2 separate regions of the Homo sapiens genome follow, and region 2 is linked to region 1. A link is a loop called in an ENCODE intact Hi-C map of the cell type or tissue named here. Cell type or tissue: mammary epithelial cell. All regions are shown on one strand. Each heading gives the region's core, and the rest is flanking DNA. Links, peaks and the distances in the headings are about the cores only.

Region 1 (11,503 bases), core at 1,239-9,238:
GATAGCTCTTGCTTTGAAGAATGAATGGCGGTAACAACATCAGTGTGAAGGTTATTTCTATGAAACAGAAGAGAAAGAAAGGTGGCTCAGAGTTGGTGGTAGCAATGAGGACAGAAATTTTCAAAAAACATTTTGGAAGTAGAACTCACAGGACATAGATATGAGTTGGATGTGAGATGTATGAGAAAGTGACAAATCAAGGATGATTCCTATATTTTAGACTTGAGAAATTGAAGACATTTTCTAAAATAGAGAAGACCATGGGTAAAAAATTACATTGAATCAAATTTTTAGTTTTGGGTTTAGCTCCAGGAAAAAAGGTGGATTAAGTAGTCCTGGCCTTTTCCTACCCCCTTGAAAACAACAAGAAGAGCTGCCGAAAATAATTTTAAATCTATTTAAAGACATTGGAGTGCCATCAAGGCAGTGAGGATTTGTAGAATAATAATTTTTTAAAAAGGAAATTTAAAAAAAAAATGATCCCGGCATTTGGTTTCCACTTTTCTTCCAGGGCTTTTGCCCATTTTGAATGTGGAAACCAAGAGTATGAGAAGCGGATTACAGATTTTGCTAGATTCATACTGCTAGAAGGACAAAAATTAGAGTATGTTGTATGTGAAGGAGGATCTTTGGTAAACACCCTAGTCTTTTGGTTGGTACCTTTAAGACCACACCTAAGAAAAAAAGTTGAATTGGAAGTAGCCCAGACCTCAGAGAGACTGGACCCAGATTCAAATCACTTCAACCCCCAATTTAATTAAGATGATATGGGATTGTTAGTAACTAGTTTAGCTGCCTACCGAAAACAATGATAAATCCTCTCTGAAGAAAGATAAACATCAACTGAGGCTTCAAAATGTCTCCAGAAATTATCAAACACAATTGTCTAGCATTCCACAAAAAATAAATAGAATACTAAAAATAAGATGGCCAAAACAAATGACCAAAAAACAAGAGGAAATATAATAAAAACAGATACACAGGATATCCTGAATATGAAGATCTCAAGCATAAAAATAATGCTGAGTAATATGCGCAAGAAATTTTAAACAGAGATGAGAAGAAGAATTTTGGAATAAAATAGAAACTTATTTTTAAAAATTAAATGAACATTATCAAGCTAAAAATACAGTAACAGATATTAATATCTCAGTGAATGACTTTAATAACATTATAAAAAGCTGAAGAGAAAATTGATGAAATGAAAAACAGATCAGGAAGAAATATATGTATTGAAATTTTAAAAAAATTATGTAAAGTACAGAAAATAATATAAAAATCATATTGGAGATACTGAAAGGTTCTAACATACCTTAATTAAAACTCCAAAAGGAAAAGAGAGAATGTGACAGGAAAAAATATTTGAAAGATAGTCTGATATCTAGGGATTTTGCAAAATGATAAAAGTCATCAAACCACAAAACCAAGAGGCAGAAGTTACTAGCAAACAAATCCAGAGATACATAAAAACAGACAACTCATCATGAATAACAATGAAAAGTTTCATTTAACATTTGAGAAATCAACATATAGGACACATATGTTACACCCATAATCCCAGCACTTTGGAAGGCCAAGGTGGGAGGATGGCTTGAACCCAGGAGATTGAGGCTGCAATGAACCATGATTGCACCACTGCACTCCAGACTGGGCTACAGGCTTTAAAATAAATAAAATAAAATAAAATAATTAATTTATATACTTTAACACATTAATAAAATAAAGAATAAAATAATACAGCATTTCAATAGATGTAGGTAGAATTTGGTACAAATGGCAAAAGTTCATGATGAAAACTTAGTTAGCAAGCAGACCAAAAAATGAGAAAGTAGAGAGCAGACATACACAAAATTATGAGCAAGCCTAACTTCATTGTATTAAACCACAGAAATCACATCTTTAAAAAATTTTTACAGAACATTTCCAGAATGAACATATGTTGGGTTATGTTGAAAATCTTACCAAATTTCAAGGAATTGAAATAATACAAATGTTATACTGTAACCACAGTAGAAGTCGCAACAAAAAAGAACCTAGAAAATCTATTTTAAAATTAAGCAGTACATCTCTAAGCAGCCCATTGTTCAAAGAAGAAACAATGAAAATTAAATAACATTTTAAACTGAATTATAATGAAAATACTACTTATCAGACTTACGGAGCTTCACTAAAATCTCGCTCAAAGGGAAATTTATAGTCATAAATCCACACATTAGAAAAGAATGGCTGAAAGTCAGTAATCTAAGGTCTATATCAAGAAATTAGAAAAAGAACAGCACAGTGAATCCAAAGAAAATAGAAAAATGAAAATAATAAATATAAAAACAAAATTTAATAAAATAAATGGAACTATAAAGTCAAATCGCAGCTCTTCAAAAAGAGCAATAGAGGTCATGACCAGCCTGGCCAACATGGTGAAACCCCATCTCTACTAAAAATACAAAAATTAGTTGGGTGTGGTGGTGGGCGCCTGTAATCCAAGCTTTTTGGAAGCCTGAGGCAGGAGAATCACTTGAACCCCAGAGTCAGAGGTTGCAGTGAGCCGAGATTGCACCACTGCACACCAGCCTGGGCAACAGAACAAGACTCTATCTCAAAAAAAAATAATAATAATAATAGAATAACCCCCTGGCAAGACTGGTGAGAGAGAGAGAGAGAGAGAGAGAGAGAATGCAGATAATTTCTGTAATGACAAGGAGGACACCACTAAAGATCCTACTGACATTAAAAAAGAAAGAGTATATAATCAACTTTGTGTCAATATATTACAATTGAGATAAAATGAATGTATATCCAGAGGTATACATTTACTAAAACCAGCACAAGAAATAATAGAAAATGTGTTTGTAAATGAATTATTTGGTTTATAAGAATTTTTCCCAGTTTTCCATAAAACTCAGCTTCATCTCCTCATCACTCACAAACAGAAGAAAAACCCTTCTATGAACTGCAAATTTTGAGTGATTCCACCTGGCTCTTCCCCTTTATGTTCCAGAAACATCTGCATGATCATAAGCAGGAAAATTTGCTTGCTCTGTTTTCTCCAAATCGACTCTTTCTTACTCATAGGTGAAAAGACTTTGAAACCATGACCCTTAAGCCTCATGAAAAGAACTGAATGCTAGACTGAATAGCAAATGTCAATACTGGGTTCCTAGATCATTTCAGGGAACTTCACCAAATTCTCGAAGTGTGAGATGGACCTATGTATGCCAAGACCTCAGAGTTCTCTCCATGAATGTCATAGTGAAGTCATTAGAATGTCCCCCACGAAGAACCTCAGAAGTCAAATTACAATTATTATAATAAGTAATGTCTCAACTCTAGAGTGCCTAGAATTCCAGTCGATTTTGAGCTATATGTATATCCCCAACCTCTAGCAAAGTGCCTAGCACTTAGTAGTTCCCCATTAATTCCTTATTGGATTAATATCACATGTCAGTGTGAGGGAAATGTAAGGTAAGCAGTTTTGAAGACAGCTCATATGGATTCAAAACTGTAAATTCAAAATCAAGTTATTTTTCAACTTGTAATGTCATTATATAGTTTACTAAGTTCTGAACAAAATGCAACTAGTCATATTTTCACTGCCAGAGGCAATAAGTCTGCAGCCCCACAAAATGCTAACTTGTCTTCATGTTCTGCTAATTCACAAGATTTATGTTAGTACAGTTTCACTTAAACTACTGACTATACTCAGCTGAGCTCAGAATTCATTCAAATCCCTTTTTTTGACTCCAGAATACATTTCAAACTCAAGATTGTCATCATCTCTTTCTCCACCCAGACTCATAAGCCAGTTCTTTCAATAGTAACCAAAAGAGGTATGAAAAGAAGTGAAATAGTCCATCAAAGTTAGCACAATTAGATAGATATGTGGGCATGTAGAAAAATGACAGGAGAGTAATTAGCATGAATTTTAATACCACATCTTTTGGAAGACTTGCACTACTTTATTGCAACCTTACCACTTGTGAACAATGTTGTCATTGCTGGTCTGTGGCGATGAATAAGCTTCATAGCACCCAAACGCCATCAGAGGTTCTATATTTACCTTACTTCTGCCAACAACCCATGTTCTCGCATTTTCCATGTAAAAGAGCTCTATGTGGGCCAGATTTAATTTAATGCAGAAATACTCTATGTCACTTCCAATAAAAGCAAAAAGGAAAGGGAGATTCACACACTAACTTATCAAGGATGGCAGCTCATGCTGGTGTTTGGAATAGTTTGGAGGTATTGTTTTGTTTACAGAGCCTTCAAGTTCAAAGGAAGGTACATGAGACTGATTAGAATGGCCTCCACAGATCTGTTTTCCAAATAGAAAACATATGCCCTTATGGGGTGAGCTCTTCATTCCCAGCTACAAGTGAATTTGAAAACAGTTTGACTCTGAGGAAGAAGAATGCAATATTCCTTACATAATACCTTTCTGAGGTAGGTCCAGGACAAACTCCTGATGGCCAAGGTAAAAATCATACTAAGTGTCACCAAAGGCTTTGACCTGGTGCTCATGCCAAGAGGAGCCTAAGACACATTCGTATTCAGTCCTCTGCAGATTCTTCAAGGTGAAAACACTGATGCCTATAAAAATTACGTGATTAGACCTAAAACCACAAACAAATCCATGGCCAAGTTGAAACTCTAACGCTGGTGTCTTGATTTATGACTCAATACTTAATATTACGTCATGCTGGACATTAGAATACATTTTTAAAACTTCATTTAGGGAAGACATTGGGAAAAAATAAACTCTCTTACTCTCTAACAAGACTGAAAAGGTATAGAGATAAGTCATGTTTTATTTAATAGAGAGGAAATCCTTATATATGAGTCAAGTTAATATTTTTCTGTGATTCACAGAAGATTCCAGGTGCAAGTAAGATGAATTGTCTCTTGTTTTCCAGTAGAATATTTTCATCCTTTTCCATGTAAGCATGAGTAATATTCAAAATTAACTGAATTGTTTTGTTCTGGCTAAATGCAGGAATGTCATTCTGTAAAAATATGTACTATGAAAAATAAAGATATTAATGATAAATTGGCCAGTCATGAGCTCTTGTCTGTATACAATAAACTGAAAATAAGTGTGAAAATACAGTGCTTTTTAAGTATGTGATTTTTTGAATGAAATAATAATGATTTTGAGTCATTTAAAAGCACTAATTTTGAAAGAAATGAACTTTTCATGGCAGTTTTGGGCATCTGAAAAGTAAGTTCATGGTTTACATCCCATTCTTTTGTAAGGCACCTTCTGGCCCATCTTTTTAAGAGGTGTTTGAGGGATCTGAATCTCTCTTTGGATCTGTAATACATTATAGTCTGCTGATAAGCATCCTATAATTTTTTACTGCATCATTACAAAAAAAAATTGGGGGCAAAGTAGACATTTAAAATAAAGTTTTGTTACTCGAAAACAGACAGTCTCCATCCTCATTCTGAGTAATGTCTGCCTCTATTCAGTTCAACAGCCCACAAAGAGAGTAATAGACAAAGACATGCCAGATTTTAAAAATCACACTCTGAAACCATACCTAGTGGAGAAGCCCAGAAACTGCTTCACTGAACAATGTACTTCTGAAAATATGTTGAAAGGTGGAGTACTATTTTATTTCATTGCTTTTTTCCCCCCTTTCAAAATTTGTATACCAAGTTCCCTTATTTAATAAAGACCTCAGGGCCTTCAAAAATTGATTTGTTTGGCTTTGGCCATGGAGACACTCCGGGCTTTTCCCAGTTCAGATCCTGAAGAGATTCATGTTGACTCAAAAGCCAACTTTCTTTGGCAGATCCCCTACTGGACTCAGCCTTTGTCCTTGCCAGTACCCCCTGGCCCACACTGATGATATCACTCTGAGTCACACACAGGCTTCACATACATGGCTCAGACACAACAATGATGCTGCTGATGACAACCCCACTGTTAATAATCTGTTCACATGGTGATATGAAGCATTACCTGGCTCTGTGTGTTAACAATTAAAACTTGTTTGGTTTTGCTTAAGCACAGACTATCTAGGATTAGACTAAGCATGCTGTTGCTTTCTCTATCTTATCTCTATCTTTGTCATGCATCCTTGGCCAACATATAGGAGAAATCTTTTTGGACATCTTTTAGCCTTTGATTGACCTCTTCTGGCTAAATTAACATGTCTAGGACAAACACAGGTTATGTTTGACACCATTTCTCCTTGAGGCATGAAGATGTACCTCAATGATGAAAGATGAGTATAAACTAACCTTCACAAGCCTTCTCTTGAAGATGTACTACATTGTTGTGGAGTTTCTGTTTAATTGTGCCTGATAATTATATTGCTGAAATGCTTTGCCGAGAAATTTCAAAAGAAGAACTGTGCTCTACAGACTTTATGTCAACAGTTTTTTTTGTATTTCCATGTATGTTTGAACTAAGAACAACACTGGAATTTTCCAAAACTCCATACCAGTGAATGCATGGAGTTACATAGTGACTATTATAGTGTTTGCAAGGTTTTAATGCTAATTATTGCATTTAAGAAGGCATATGTGGAAAGCTGAAACTGGATCCCTTCCTTACACCTTATACAAAAATTAATTCAAGATGGATTAAAGACTTAAATGTTAGAGCTAAAACCATAAAAACCCTAGAAGAAAACCTAGGTAATATCATTCAGGACATAGGCATGGGCAAGGACTTCATGTCTAAAACACCAAAAGCAATGGCAACAAAAGCCAAAATTGACAAATGGGATCTAATGAAACTAAAGAGCTTCTGCACGGCAAAAGAAACTACCATCAGAGTGAATAGGCAACCTACAGAATGGGAGAAAATTTTTGCAATCTACTCATCTGACAAGGGGCTAATATCCAGAATCTACAATGAACTCAAACAAATTTACAAGAAAAAAACAAACAACCCCATCAACAAGTTGGTGAAAGATATGAACAGACACTTCTCAAAAGAAGACATTTATGCAGCCAAAAGACACATGAAAAAATGCTCATCATCACTGACCATCAGAGAAATGCAAATCAAAACCACAATGAGATACCATCTCACACCAGTTAGAATGGCGATCATTAAAAAGTCAGGAAACAACAGGTCCTGGAGAGGATGTGGAGAAATAGGAACACTTTTACACTGTTGGTGGGACTGTAAACTAGTTCAACCATTGTGGAAGACAGTGTGGCGATTCCTCAGGGATCTAGAACTAGAAATACCATTTGACCCAGCCATCCCATTACTGGGTATATACCCAAAGGATTACAAATCATGCTGCTATAAAGACACATGCACACGTATGTTTATTGCGGCACTATTCACAATAGCAAAGACATGGAACCAACCCAAATGTCCAACAATGATAGACTGGATTAAGAAAATGTGGCACATATACACCATAGAATTCTATGCAGCCATAAAAAATGATGAGTTCATGTCCTTTGTAGGGACATGGATGAAGCTGGAAACCATCATTCTCAGCAAACTATCTCAAGGACAAAAAACCAAACACTGCATGTTCTCACTCATAGGTGGGAATTGAACAATGAGAACACTTGGACACAGGAAGGGGAACATCACACACCAGGGCCTGTTGTGGGGTGGGAGGAGAGGGGAGGGATAGCATTAGGAGATATACCTAATGTTAAATGACGAGTTAATGTGTGCAGCACAGCAACATGGCACACGTATACATATGTAACAAACCTGCATGTTGTGCACATGTACCCTAAAACTTAAAGTATAAAAAAAAAAAAGAAATGCAAGCACCCTGGCCAACATGAAGAAACCCTGTCTCTACTAAAAATAAAAAAATTTGCTGGGTGTGGTGACACGTGCCTGTAATCTCAGCTACTCGGAAGGCTGAGGCAGGAGAGTCGCTTGAACCTAGGAAGCGGAAGTTGCAGTGAGCTGAGATCACTCCACTGCACTCCAGTCTGGGCAACAGAGAGAAACTCCATCTCAAAAAAAAAAAAAGAAATTAATCTTAGGCCAATGTTTTAATACAGACATCAATTGAAAGCTTGATAGAAAAATGAAGTGCTCTGATGGATTCTATAGAAAACCGCAAGTTCTGGGCCAGTGGTCATGATGATGAAGCTAAGAGGTCAGTTAGCTGAGTGGTTCAGAGTCAGGGGCTAACACAGGGCAAGTCAGGCTCCATTCCTTTGAGAGTCAACTGGTTCTGTGTAGTCAAATCCCTGTTAGTTGTTCTCGTGGTCCGCTCTGCTGAACAGAGCTAAATACTAATCTACCAAGTATAATTTCAAACCAAGTAATAATGTCTACAGTTGTTAGATGAATAAACTTCAGCATACACATATTATTTAGAACTACAGAATTTAGAAAGCAGAAGAAACCATTCAAAGAGTTGAAAATGGCAGTGAGACTGAGGAGTGAAAAACTGGTGTTTTTCTTTATTTACCATTTTTAAGTGTTTTCATCTGTGTACATATATAGATCTAATAAAAATATGAATGATAAAAAATAAATCATATATTAAACACACACATATGCTTGGTTGGTATTGCTAAAGGAGGAGAATAAATGGGACAATGTAAAGCATTTAGTATAATATAACAATTCCTCAGCATAAGTAGATGAGAGAAAACATTCACTCTTTCATGCATTAAATAATTAAGAAACAATTACTATGTACCATATACAGGCTAGATGCTGTGAGAATATGCAGATGAGTTTGCCACGGTTTCTCTTCTCAAAGAGCTCATAATTGAGTAGGAAGACGAAGAGAGCTAAACAGCAAACTACAATATAAAAATTAAAGTTTTATAATGAAAAATTACTAATAAGTACAGAGAATAGAGAAATGACCTATTGATATTCACAGGAAAAATTGAGACAAACTTCACAGAGAAAATAAGCATTTGAATTCAGCCTTTAGTAATTATAGCAGTGATATCTAATACATCGTCATGTTTCCTATGTGACAGGAACTAGAGAGTTTAGAGGAGAGGAAGGGGAAGCACTTCAAATTGGGAGAATAGCATGAGAAAAGTCAAGGATATATCCAAGCTCCTAACACTGTGTGTCTGGAGGGTTTGGAAAAGATAAGGCAGAAATGTTAGAAGGGGAGCCAATGGGAGAGGGTTTACAATGCCACACAATGACACTTATTTTTTAATTCTTATTGGCTTGGGGAAAGAAAAATGAGACTTGGCAAGGTTTTAACTCCAGTAACCCTTTGAAGGAAGGATTAGAGAGTAAGAACAGAGAGGTATCAGTTAGAAATCTACTTCACTAGCAACAGGGAGCATGAGGACATGAACCAGGACATTGGCAGTGGGAAGAGAAGAAAAGTAGTACATTAATTGGCAGTGTGTGGCAGTGGAAAAATCAATTAAACTGAGCAGCCAATTAAATGTAGGAGGCAAAAATAACCAGAGATCAAATATGGGAGGTTTTCAGTTTGGACAGTTGAATTAATAGTAGTGTCAGTAACTGGGACAGAAAATACAGAAAGAGAAACAGGATCATGGAGAAACTGTAATTAATTCCATTCTGGACATCTGGGCTTCAAATACTACCAAAACAAGCAGTGTGAAGGCTGCCATTGACAAGTGGCAAATATCCTTGATGACATACAACAAAAACTTGAATCATAGACATTTATTAAACTCCCAGTATGTGCAAAGGATTGGAAAAGATCCTACGGGGTGGGCAAAGCACCTTAGGGTATAGTTCCTGACCATAGGGGCTTAATAATGTAGGAATGAGTACAACATGAACATATAAAAATGTGACTAAGAATGGTTCAGAGAAAATGTTGTGGGAGAGATGGGAAAGAACCTAGGCCTTGAAAGACAGATGGGGTGGAGCAAAGAAGGGAAGGGAAAGAAGTTCTCAGTGAAAGGCTTGGAGGGGTTGTTAAGAAATGTGCTTCGGTGAGACCAGAAATAGCTGGACTGGAGTTAACTTGTGAAAAAAGGAGAGAAAATAAACATGGGCCGAAAAACTGATGTTAACTTTTGAGCCTTCTTAAGTTAATATGCAACAAATATACATATTTGGGGGTACAGGTAATATGTTGATGCATTCATTTAATACACAAATATCAAATCAGGATAATCGGGATATACTCACCTTAAATATTTTTTCGTTACACTAGAAGCATTCAAAATATTTTCTTCTAGCTGTTTTGACATGTACAATAGATTATTCTTAACTGTAGTCACCATAATGATCTATCAAATAGTAGGTCTTATTTCTTTTATCTAACCGTATATACGTACCCATTGATCAACCTCAGCTTTTGAGCATTTTTATTTTTACGTTTGTTGTATTTTAGAGACAGGTTTCTCTCTGTTTCCCAGGCTGGAGCACAGTGGCATGTTTATAACTCACTACAGACTCAAACGCTAAAGCTCAAGCAGTCCTTGCGCCTCAGCCTTCCAAGTAGCTGGCATCACAGGGGTGCATCACCATGCCCAGCCAATTTTTTTTTTTTTTTTTTTTTTTTTTTAGGGAGATGGAATCTCACTATGTTGCCTAGGCTGGTCTCAAGGTCCTGGGTTCAAGTCATCCTCCTGCCTTGGCCTCACAAAGTGCTGGGTTTATAGGTGTGAGCCACTAAGCCTGGCCTTTTTGAGCATTTTTTAATGTCAAGCACAGTTGTTTGAACTGGACTGAGGCAACAGAAAGGAACCTTTGGTAAATATCCTAACCAGTGAATAAAATGAACACAGTATGGAGGACCTGCTCTTCTGAAATATACTCGAATTGCTTATTCCTCTCTCCATTCTTTAAACATTAAACAAATGTTTACTTAGTAGCTACTAAGAGCCAGGTGCTATAAATGAGTATGAAATTGGATAAGAACTGAACACCTCTTTCAGCATTTGGACAAGACATAATGTGGAGTCACAGTAATAGAGATGAGTTTGGAATAAGAGAATTTGTCATCGCATTCCAGCTTTATTACTGAACAACTGCATGGTGTGGACAAGTCACTCATTTGTGCTCAGTGTTTTTCCTGTTCTTTTATTTATTTGTTTGTTTTTATGTTAGGCAGTCTTCTTAACTGTTTTCTGTTTTCTTTGTCTTTTCTCTCTCTCCTGCTTACATATCATGAAGTTAAAGTTTTTATTATTGTTTTACCAAAATTAGATCATACTGACAGATTTCTGTATATCTTGCTATTATCCATGGGAAAATAATTGTTGAAAACTTTCCTAGTGTACAACTAATTCATAGTGTACAACTAATTCATAGTGTTTGCTACTGATATTGAATAGATACATTCAACAATTCTGTTTTGCCTTCATCTGTTTTCGCCTTTGTAACAAAGCTAGAATAAACACTTTTGTCCATATTTATTTATTTCCTCGTTCTTTCTGTGAAAGAAATCTTCAGAATAAGAAATCCTGGATATACTAATTCTTATTTTTATAACTTTTTTTTTTTTTAACAGAGTCTCGCTCTGTCGCCCAGACTGGAGTGCAGTGGTGCGATCTTGGCTCACTGAAACCTCCGCCTCCCGGGTTCAAGTGATTCTCCTGCCTCAGC
Region 2 (11,503 bases), core at 1,358-9,357, 61 kb before region 1:
TAGGAGAAAAGGTGTCGACCTAAATAATTTTGGAAATGACAGTAAAGGTGAAAAGAACTGCACATAAGTACCGTATTCTACTTGATAAAGCTGTTTCCCATAAGAGTTCAAGTTGACAATTCTGAAACCACTATACATTTATATTGAAATTGAACAATCAAGTGAATTGATAGCAGATGGAAAGTGACAGGTTTCTTAGTGTTGGAGTATGAGGTTACAAATAGCAAAGAGAGGAAGCTGAAATGATCCAGATCATAATCTGCAGTTGGAGATATGAGTAAGAACTCATGTTTAGCTTAATGTAGGTACACAGGGTTGCATATGGAAATATTCAGAGATACAAGGATATGCACAGGTTAGTATACACTCATGCATTTGATCATTCTGTCGGCTGAAAGGGCCTAGCAGCAACAACACTCCAGCAGTAATGACCAAACCCAGGACCCAGCTTTTAGTTTGTAATACTATTCTCTAATACAAGGAACAAGTTTTCCTTGAAGAAATGATTGATTCTAGAACTCAGAAAATATAAAAGAGGAGGCTGAAGGCTCTGTAATGCCAAAAATCAAGGGAATGCTAAAAAATAAAAGTTTTTAAAAATCCCCCACAATAATAGAAGTATGACAAAGGGACACAAGAAGAAATGGAGCATTCCCAATGGCCAAAGCTGGAACAACTTGAGAAAGAAAATAATGAAAATAATATTAATACTGTGAAATTATGACCCAAAGTAGAAAATAAATACTTGTATGTCTATACTGATATAAATAAATAATTAAACAAGCAAGTAAATAAATAAATAAATAGGAAAATAGACAATTCTCCCATGCAGATGAATTACAAATAATTTATTTGGCTACTTCACTTTCAAGGAGGCAGAACATAAGTTTTTACTCTTATTTGTGTTTTGTACAAGGTGACTCCCTTCCAACAATTATAATATGGCAAAGGAGAGGAGAACATCTTTACAGCAGAGAAAGCTGACAAAATTATGCTGCTCAGGTGGACAAGGTCAATATCAAAAGTGATGGCATGCCAATAATATGTACTCTTGTTTTAATGTAATAAGAGCAGCAGTTAACCTCTGTGGTTTTCTTTTCAAAAACTCATAACCTCAATCTGTTTATGAGAAAAGAATTAGACAAATTCCAGTTGAAAAACATTCTGGCCAGGTGCGGTGGCTCATGTCTGTAATCCTAGCACTTTGGGAGGCTGAGGCAGGCGGATCACCTGAGGTCGGGAGTTTGAGACCAGCCTGGCCAACATGATGAAACCCCATCTGTACTAAAAATACAAAAAATAGTCAGGCATGGTGGCGGGTGCCTGTAATCCCAGCTACTCGGGAAGCTGAGGTGGGAGAATCGCTTGAACCCGGGAAATGGAGGTTACAGTGAGCCGAGATTGTACCACTGCACTCCAGCCTGGGTGACAGAGTGAGACTCCATCTCCAAAAACAAACAAGAAAAAAACAACTTCTACAAAATACCTGAGCAGTGCTCTAACAAAAACTGTCAATGTCATCAAAACTTAGAAAAGGCTGAGAAATTGTCACAACCAATAGGAGCCTAACAAGATATAATGACTGAATGTAGTGTATTCTAGATAGGATCCTTGGAGAAAAGTAACATTAGATAAAAATTCAGAAAATTTGAAAAAAGTATGGAATTTACTAGTGATAATACATTTATATTGGTTCTTTAGTTGTGACAAATGCACGATGGTAATATAAGGAGTTAATAATAGGAAAAGTTGGGCTTGGGGTATATGGTTCCCTATTATCTTCATAATTTTTCAGTATATATAAATCTATTCTAAAATAACCCATTTTTTAATCTAAAAAGATTATCTTTTGCAATATGATATCTTGGCTTCTACCTTCAAGTGGTAGGGCCTATTTCCCTTTTCCTTGAATTTGGGCTCATCTTGTGAATTGCTATGATTGCAAAAGTGCTGTTGTGCAAGTTCCAAGCCAGGCCTCAAGACACCTCGCAACTTCTGCTCTGTTTCTTGGAACCCTGTCACTGCTATGTGAATGAGCCTAGGCTGTCCTATTGAAGAATGAGAGATATGGATGACAAACCAATTGCCTCAGCTGTAATCTGTCTAGGTCAGTCTACATGCATCCAGCTGCATTCCAAATAGGTGGAAAAACCTGACTGCAGATGTATGAGTGAATACAGCTAAGAGAATAAAACCCTCATGATCTTTCCATCTACTTAAGAAAATAACAAATCTTATTATTTTAAGCCACTGAGATTTGGGTAGGATTGGTACACAGTCATTACTAATTGATACATATAACAATTTATGTTGTGATTGTACAGCCCACTGTCATTTTTGAAACAGAAACTTCTAGTGCATCTTAACTTCCAGTGTTTTATATAACACGAATGGAAAGAATAACATAAACTGCAGGATGGTTTTCTGTCTTCCTTTGTATTATGTTATATATGCTGACCTATTTAATTCATCAGGCTCATGCCCCTGACTACATCCATATTCAAGCTCACATGAAATCTTCCACTCTTGTTTACAAATATAAACCCAGAATCAAGTAAAATTGGTATATCAGTAATGAAGCTTCATCTTCTTCATTTTTCTATATCCAGGAAAAAATAATGGCATTTAAGAAAAATAATTTTGTATTAGATTATATTGCTGTTCTCAATTATTCATGCCTCCTTGGCCTGTAAGAATATGTACCATCATCTGTTGCTATGTGATTTCTGTGCTTTTCCAAGGGAGGAATGTGCTTTGCTGCCCCCTTCATTTTGAACCTTGTCATGACTTGCTTTGTTCAATGGAATATAAACCGTCTTGATGTGTAAATAGAAGCATTAGAGGATACTGCACAAATGGCTTTCATCTTTTTTCCTTTTCCAAGAGAATAGCAAAGCCAAAAGAGCACTTCTCCTTGACCGTCAGTGCCGGAATGAGAAGAAATACAATGGGACAGTCCCAAGTTAGTTGACATGAAATGTGAGCAAGGCATAAATATTTGTGATTTAAGCCACTAAAATATGAGGATCATTTGATATCTCAGCGATGCTGACTAATACAACTTCTCATTTATCTATAAAATGGTAAATGATTGAGAACAGTTCACAAATCCAAAGTACTAAATTAATCTACATTCAACTGAACTGTACTATTATCTATTAAAGTTATAGAGAAAGTCAGTGAATTGTATTAAAGATGCTGTGTTTGTGTGTATTTATTGTATTATATAATTTATATTGCTTCTTTGGACCACTGAAAATTCTGTTTTTTGAGATTTATTTGTTGACTTATTTACTTAATTATTTGCTTGTTTAAATTATATACAGGTTTCATCACAGTGGAAAACAAGAAGTAAAAAGACAGTGGTGAAATTACTTATACTTTGTAAAAAATAAAGTACAATTAAATTGCTTTGATTTAGTAGTGTATTAGTCCTTTTTCATGCTGCTGATAAACACATACCCAAGGCTGGGCAATTTACAAAAGAAAGAAGTTTAATGGACTTACAGTTCCACGTTGCTGGGGAGACCTCACAACGTGGCAGAAGGCAAGGAGGAGCAAGTCATGTCTTACATGGATGGCAGCAGGCAAAGAGAGAGCTTGTGCAGGGAAACTCCTTCTTATAAAGCCATCAGATCTTGTGAGACTTATTCACTATCACGAGAACAGTATGAGTGAAACCACCCTGATGATTCAATTATCTCCCACTGGGCTCCTCCCACAACATGTGGGAATTATGGGAGCTACAATTCAAGATGAAATTTGGGTGGGGGGCATGGCCAAACCATATCAAGTAGTGATTTTCAGATAGTACAGGGTAAGAAAAAAATAGCTTTCCCATTTTAAGAGCCCTAGATAGTTCTTGAACAATCAATGTTCATATGCAAGTGGCAGCCAGATTTGCTCTCAGCAAATTGGTTGTTTGGAGAGTGGAATTTTTCATGTGGTAACTTACATTTCAATGAATTTATATTCTTCCCAATCTGCTACCCCAGTGCTTACATTCTAGATTCAGAAGAAACTCAGCTTAGTCCAGACATTTTAAGCTGCAAGGGAATTGTTCAATGTGTCCAACTGTGTATTTTTACTCATATCATCTTTAGAACTATCTCCAAGAGAAGCCAACCTGTATTTCCAAACAGAACTGGAGACTATAAAAAAAAAAAGGAAAAATGAGTTAAATGTGGTGGTTATGCTAAAAGAATTATACCAAACTAAGTCACCAAGACTTCTTTGTCAGAGACCTGATCAATATGATTACAAGTTAATGCTAGAGGGAAGAAGAGGGAGTTCTCACCCTGAACTCAGCAATGTGACAGTGGCATGGAAGATGTCAAGGACTGTAGGTGGGAAATAGATGGAAGTCAGCCTGGACTATCCACAAAGCCCTACAATGTCAACAACTCTAGCAATGTGGTCAGCAAGGCTAAAGTCCTTGTGAATTTTTTATTGTTGGGGAACCAGAACCAACATCTAATGTTTCTATCAGGTGTCTTGCCTAATGATGCTCTGCTTTCACTACAGTCTCCAGGGGAGGGGAAACTTGTGATGTGGTTTAAGTTATTATAAACAATGTCTTTTGTAGGTTGTATGAATTCTAGATCACTATCTGATAACTGCACACTTCCCAGAATTCATAGTCAGATCAGTGGCCCAGAATGAACTCATATTGAATTTTGGAGGAAGATGACTTGAGAGAAACATGGGATTCTTCTTCCATTGATGGTAAGAGCCTAACATCTCCTTGTTGTGTAGGGACACACTCAGAGATGCAGTATATAAAGAGAAGTCTTAGAAAGGCAAGACCTAAACAGAGTATTTGAACAAAGGCAGGGTGATTTGACACTTTCCTGGAAAGTCTAAAAGCTATAGTAGATAGGCCACTTTATAATACTCTTGACCAATAAATAACCTTTACATCTGCATTAGAAATGTGTTAGCCTTGAGAGCCTGTCTGGGAATGGAGTATATTTCTTCTAATATTAAGTTTCCTTAATTCAGATCCTCAAAACAATTTGAAACTTTAGCATTGACTTGGATGATTGCATGGACAACCCAGGGTGACCAGTGGGAAAACCAAAATTATTTCCAGGATATATGAGCATCCTGACAATGCTTTCCTTGTACTATATCTTATGGGTTTATGCTCAGTGGCTAAGCAATACATGAAGACAGGAAATGTTTGGATTAAGAACATTCGGAAGCCACAAGTTACAATTTGATTTTGATACATCCCTACCTCTCTAAATATGTCAAAATAAAGACTAATAAATGTAAGGACATATATGAGTGTTCAGAAACCTCTAAAGATTATATATTTAATATTGTTTTTTGAGAATTACAAATATTAAATTATCCTAAAAAATATTTTGGAGTCATCTCTACTTTGCTGGTGTAATTAGCATGGCATTCATCCACCCATGTGATCCTCTAGCAGTGAGACAGGCTTATCTTGGCCACTAGTGGGACACTTTCTGTGAATTTTATCTCCATAAATCACTGAGCTTATGTTTTCTAAACTGTAAAATAAGGCTAAATATTCCAAGTGATTCCAGAAGTTCTTAGAGAAAGACGGGAGCGGTAACCCATGATGTATAAGGATAGTCAAGTTGGTTTCTGTAACATTCTGAATGAATTTCTAAACCAGAGGGGAAAAGTAAGGTGATAGGCTACCTGAGAGAAAGAGGCAGTCAAGACTGAGTCACAATGACTCAGAGAAGGGAATGAGCTCAGTCCAATCACATAATACTTGCTATTGTGCCCTGGCTTAGTTAGAAGCCAGATTCAGGAAGCACATTCCATTAGACTAAATAAAGCTTCGATCATGTGTAAAATTTCCAACTTGAATAAGCAGCCATCCTATCACTCATCAGGCTAGGTGCATTTAATGGGTGTAATTTCTTCCTCATATTTCTATGCATTTATTGTTTCATTTTTATTATAGGAACTTGGGCTTCTTATTAGACTTATTATTTTCTATTAAACCTAGACTTAAGTAAATACTGTTCTACAGGGTGTACATGCAAATATGTTTCCTTTAGATTGCCAAAAGAATAGGGCAATCTGATTCAACTTAACTATGAGATTAGAAGAAAGGAAAAGTGAAAAAAAAAAAACAACTATTAAGCACCAAGGCAATATAACCTGAGAGTGTATAAAAATTATTTTTGGGGAATTGTAAAACATTAATTCCTCAATTTCAAAGGTCCTGATTTTATAGATTTGAGATAGAATTCAGAAAAATGTATTTTAAGAAGGCTTTATTATATTTTATTTTAATATAGCTGAGCATTGCCTTGGGCCTTGGTAAACTAAGTTAACTTTTCCTTAAATTACTTAGAGGAAAAGGAAAGAAGATTAAATATGAATGTTATTTTTACTCTATTAAGGCCAATTTTCTGGAAAACAATATCAGAAACTGTCTCTGCAACATTTTAATTTCAAGATTGAATTGAATTTACCAGAGCCGCTGAGCTGTACAACTTCTGAAGTTTGGAGCATCCAGGTATCAGCTGGCTGCTAGCCAGAGCTTCAGAGCAAGTGTTCATTAAGCATGATTAAAGTGAGCTGTCATTTTATATATATTTTGGCAGATTTTTCAAGACAAAAATATGCCACAAAAAATACCTAGAAAATATGCCTTAAAGTGGAGACATAGCCCCTGCATAATTGGGGATGAGAAGTGGCTTATTTAGTTTTTTTCGGGGGAATAGTAAAGCCAAAGATGTTTCTATTACAAATTATTCAGAACTTCCCCAGATGTAGACTCAGATGTAGACCTTGAGACAAAGATTCAAGAAGAAATTGTTTCAGAGGTGATTTTAGGAAATACTAGTAGGAGAGGTGGGAAGTCACACTAGCAAGGGAAGATAATGAACAGGGGTGCTTTGTCAAGCAAGTCATCACTGTGGACAACTGGAGCTCAGTCTTACTGGGGAACTCTGGAAGCCTGTGGAACACGTGCATCTGGATTAGCTTCCCCAAGGGAGAGAGAGCTGGGGTTTTTATACACTGACTTCTTCAGTCATTGACTAAATCCTGCTCCAAAGGATCATTAATTTCCTGGGACTTCCAGCCTTCCTCCTGCATGGGCAAACAGGCTTCGGGATCCAGGGCAAGTCCTCAGGCAAAGAAGTAAGCTCTCTGGCAGTTGGGATTCGGGCAAACATATACCAAAATGGTAAAGACCAAGGATGTGGGAGAAGCCCTGAAAACATCAAGTAGGGGATTTGGGAAACTTAAGTCTTTGAAACCAGCTACTCTTCCAGTATAAAGAATAATGGAAGAAAAAACTCGCTAGGCAAGAGCCAAGGCTTATTACATTTAAAATGTCTCTTCTATGAGGAAACTAAGCCAGGTTAAAGGAGAGAAAACTAGTCGGCTGCCCTGATCACCAATCCATAGAGTATATTAAATTATCACAGTGATAAATTGGATTAATGGAACCACTTCACTTAGATTTCAACTTGAGAGTCCATCCATAATCGGTAAAATGTAAAACTTTCCTTAATCCCCAAAGTAGAGAATGCCCTCAGTGGAAGTTTTAAAAGCACTTCTTGCTCACATGCCTTAGCCCTATTGAAGTTTTCTGCTCCATCTAAGTGTAGGTTTCATGGTACAATCAAAGTGAGCAGAAATTCTAAAACTGAATGACACATGGCAAAAAGCTGTTCACCTGGCATTTGGCATTTATTTTCTAAATGTAAATGGTTTGATATGCCTCTTACTAAGAAATTGTTCAGGCCTGGCGTGGTGGCTCACGCCTGTAATCCCAACACTTTGGGAGGCCAAGACGGGCGGATTGCCTGCGGTCAGGAGCTCGAGACCAGTCCGACCAACATGGTGAAACCCCAACTCTACTAAAAATACAAAAAAATTAGCCGGGTGTGGAGGCATGTGCCTGTAATCCCAGCAACTGAGGAGGCTGAGGCAGGGGAATTGTTTGATCCAGGGAGGTGGAGGTTGCAGTGAACCAAGATTGTGCCACCGCACTCTAGCCTGGGTGATAGAGCGAGACTCTGTCTCAAAAAAAAAAAAAAAAAAAGAAAGAAAAGAAAAAGAGAAGAGAAGATAAAGAAAATAAAAGAGAAAAAAAGGAAAGAAAAGAAAAGGGAAATTGTTCGGTTAAGAAAACATATATGTAAGAAATTATGAATTTATGTTAAACATAAATTTTTAAAAATTAATTGAAAATTTTCCTTCTGCCTTCACAAAGTAAATGATGATCGAATGTGTAAACAGCATCATCTTGATGGGATGCCAGGTTTTTAGCCCATAGAGAGAAATCTCATGTGGCTTCATATGGCACTTTGGAACAACCACCAAATTTTGTTGACAAAGTGAGTAATAATATAGTATTATTTAAATATGCCTAGTACCTTCTCCTAAAATATTGAAGGAGTGTCCACAGATGCACAAACTACAGCTTTGGAAAGAATTAAAACTATCATTTTTTCCATGGTGGTCAAACAATTACAGTACTTAAAAACTTGATACCCTAAATCTATATGAATGGAATAATACATAAATTTTTTTTAACTGGAGGTTTGCATATTCTTCAGATGGAGACACTGAAAAATGTAACATGCCAGATTTAAAGTTCATTCTGCCTCTGGTCAGTTCTGAAATTCAGAAGACTTGCTCTTGTGTGCTCTGTGGATCTGAGCAAGCTGCATTTAAGTTTGACACACACAGACACACATACAAGGTACGACTGTTTAGTTGAGACTTTAAATTCAATTTATTCCCACTTCCACTGTTTATCCTCCAGCAAAATTTACAAATTGTAGAAGAGTTCCCTGGCTACATTTGTGCTGGGAATGCTTTCTAAAGAATTTAGCTTAAATCTACCAGCTTGGCACTAGGACCATTAATATAAAAAGATATTCTAAAGTAAGTGTCAATTTCTCAAGGCTTTGTTTTTAGGTTATGTTTTCTGTTACACATAAGTGACTGTTTGCTGTCATTGAAAACTATTGTTAAAAATGTCTTTTCTAAGGGAAAAAGAATCTGGCTACCAACACTGTAATTTGAATATGGGTATAATTTTGCAGCCAGGGCTTATACTGCTGATTTGGGCACTTTCCATATTGTTTTATTTTTGAGACTCAAAAGCCAAAAATATGAGCTGTGAAATCCTAAAAATCACCACTGGCTATTGAAACCTTTATGTCTCTTAATGATAAGACCATACTGAAAGTGTCCAAATTAAAAAAAAATGAGATGATAAACTGAGAATAGTATGAGTTGAAAGAGATGCTGATTAAAAGACACAATAGAAGAAAATTGTATGTATACCCTCCACATTTACATTACACTCTTTCTGTGTCTCTTTGGCTATAAAGTGAAGAGTGACAAGGGAAATGCAGAGGGGAGTAAGAATGAGAAAAGAGGGATAGGAAAATAAAACAAGAAGGACAGGCACCATTTGAGGGTTCATAGTAATGGAGATAGTGACAGAGCAAGTGTCTTGGTCTTAGTTCCTTCTTCTATAACATGCCAATGTTGACAAGGGTGGTCTCTACATACTCAAATAACATTAAAGTTTTTTAGTTCTTACTTTTAATGTAAGAATCTGACTTTAGCCACCAGACAATAAAACATGTCAGAATGACTGCTTCTCATATCTTGGAATAAAAATAGCTCCTTGAAACATGATTTGTGAGAACAAGTTGTCTCCTAGTTTTTTGCGTTTTTTTTTTCTACACAAAGACCAACTTATCAGGCCATTCAAGCTTCTGAAAGCACTTGAGCAAAACTACCAACTGGTAGAAACAAGATCAAGATCAACCAGATTACTGGAGAGCTCTTTGCACAAGGAGCTTTGTGGGCCATGATGCGAGTCGACCCTGTCACTGAGCCCGGAAGTGCAGGTATCAACTGCACAGAGGCAATCAATTTCCAGGTCGAGTTTGGTAGGGCACTGCCCAGAAGTTGAGATGAATCTTGCCTTATGGTGGAGATGTTAGGCCCCACAGAGATAACAAACACCAGCCACTGGTCAGATACTTTAGTGGTAGAACTGATGTCAGTGCAAATATAGAGTCATGCCTGACTTCTGCTTCCAGCTCAGAGTCAAGCTGGTGCATCTTACACTGCTTTGGACAGAGGCAGTGTGATGCTTCCAGCCACTTTCATTTGGAGGTGAGAGTCCATTTTAGAGTAGTAAAGACTTTGCCAATGGATTTCCATTATGTAGGTTTTTAAAGGACTTGGCACAGGGCCACATCAGCTTTTAGTCCCCACATAACTGCATGAGAAATAACGTCCATCCTGGCTGCTTCATACAGATCACTTGCCTGTCACAAGGAACGTGAGCCCTGCATGGCCACAGAACTGGCCTTCCCTCAGTTAACTGAGTTATATCAGATACATCGCCTAACTAAGGACCTACGTGGTTCTGCCGCCAAAGTTTAGATGTCATAATCACCATTTGTTAAGGGGCTTCTAACTCCAGTTTGTCCTGAAGACAAATAGGCTAAGAATATAGAGTCATTCTTTCAGCAATAAGTCACCAAAATGCCAATCTAATTCTGAAAACAAAGGAAATAAATTTTCCTTAAGTTCAAAAACATTTTACCAAACTGGTTAACTAGTCATAGACATTCTTAGAGTCTTGAGATCGGGATCCAAAACAAGTCATGCAAATTAAGCATAAAGCTTGGAAAATTCTCACACATGGAGATCACATTCATAAATTGCCAAGACGTCAATCAAGACAGAGGTGCTAATGTCCCAAAAGCTATGCTTATGATGGCTTCTGGTCACTATCACAGCCCATGTTTCCAAAGGTAACCGCAACCCTGAATTCTCACACCATGAGGTCATTTTGCCTGCTTTTGAACTTCATGCAAATGGAAACACATGTTATATATTCTTATGATTGGGTACTTCTGTTCAACATTATGTTTGTGAAATTCACCCATGTCATTGGATAGTTGTAGTACGTTCAGTGTCATCACTACATAGTTTACCATTGTATGAATATACCACAATTTCTTTATCCAAGAAACTGTTGAAAAGTGTCAGAGTAGCCTCAGGTTTCTGGCTATTGGAATAAATCTTCTATGAACATTCTTGTATGGTGTACAAATATATGCATTTCTGAGGGGATATTTAATCCTTGTAGTAGAATTACTAGTTTTTGGTGAATTCATATGTTCACCTGTAGCAAACATTCCCCAATTTCCAAAGGATCTGTATCAATTTACATTCCACAAACAGCATGTAAGACATTGGAAGGCTCATCAATACTTGATATTGTTTGTCTTTTTCATTTTATCCAGTCAGCTGGGAATACCATCAAGCCACATTTTTATATGGGTAAAATGTATACAGGTTAAGTGAATGTAGGCAAAACACTGATCAAAATAATAGAGTAATTAAAAACATTTAAGCAGCATGTAGAATCATTCATTCACTTATTTATTTGTTTAATAAGTACAATCATTCAAGAGAGATTTTATAAAAGATGAACAAGTAAGAACATAAATTTCAAAATTAA

Evidence for each region. A loop is a pair of places that touch in the nucleus more often than their neighbours do. Peaks named below come from ENCODE experiments on the same cell type or tissue, not always from the same donor. Only the 100,000 strongest peaks of a DNase experiment are listed, where the experiment ranks them.
Region 2: a loop joins it to region 1, with 2.1 times the contacts of the local background. A loop is called at or near these places in 2 of 110 quality-filtered maps.

What each region holds. Positions count from the first base shown.
Region 1 is chr20:11,112,334-11,123,836 of GRCh38, reverse strand. No RefSeq gene overlaps it. Among named protein-coding and RNA genes, the nearest start is that of LINC02871, 92 kb to the right of the region's middle. In mammary epithelial cell, for the core only: no CTCF peak of the experiment used is centred there; DNase peaks (open chromatin) are centred at 4,816 and 5,846; H3K27ac peaks cover 3,532 bases.
Region 2 is chr20:11,173,412-11,184,914 of GRCh38, reverse strand. It overlaps LOC105372528 (a long non-coding RNA gene), which reads left to right and starts at 6,462. Exons shown (of 3, transcript XR_937260.2): 1 at 6,462-6,505; 2 at 8,216-8,339. In mammary epithelial cell, for the core only: a CTCF peak has its summit at 5,443; a DNase peak (open chromatin) is centred at 5,714; H3K27ac peaks cover 2,901 bases.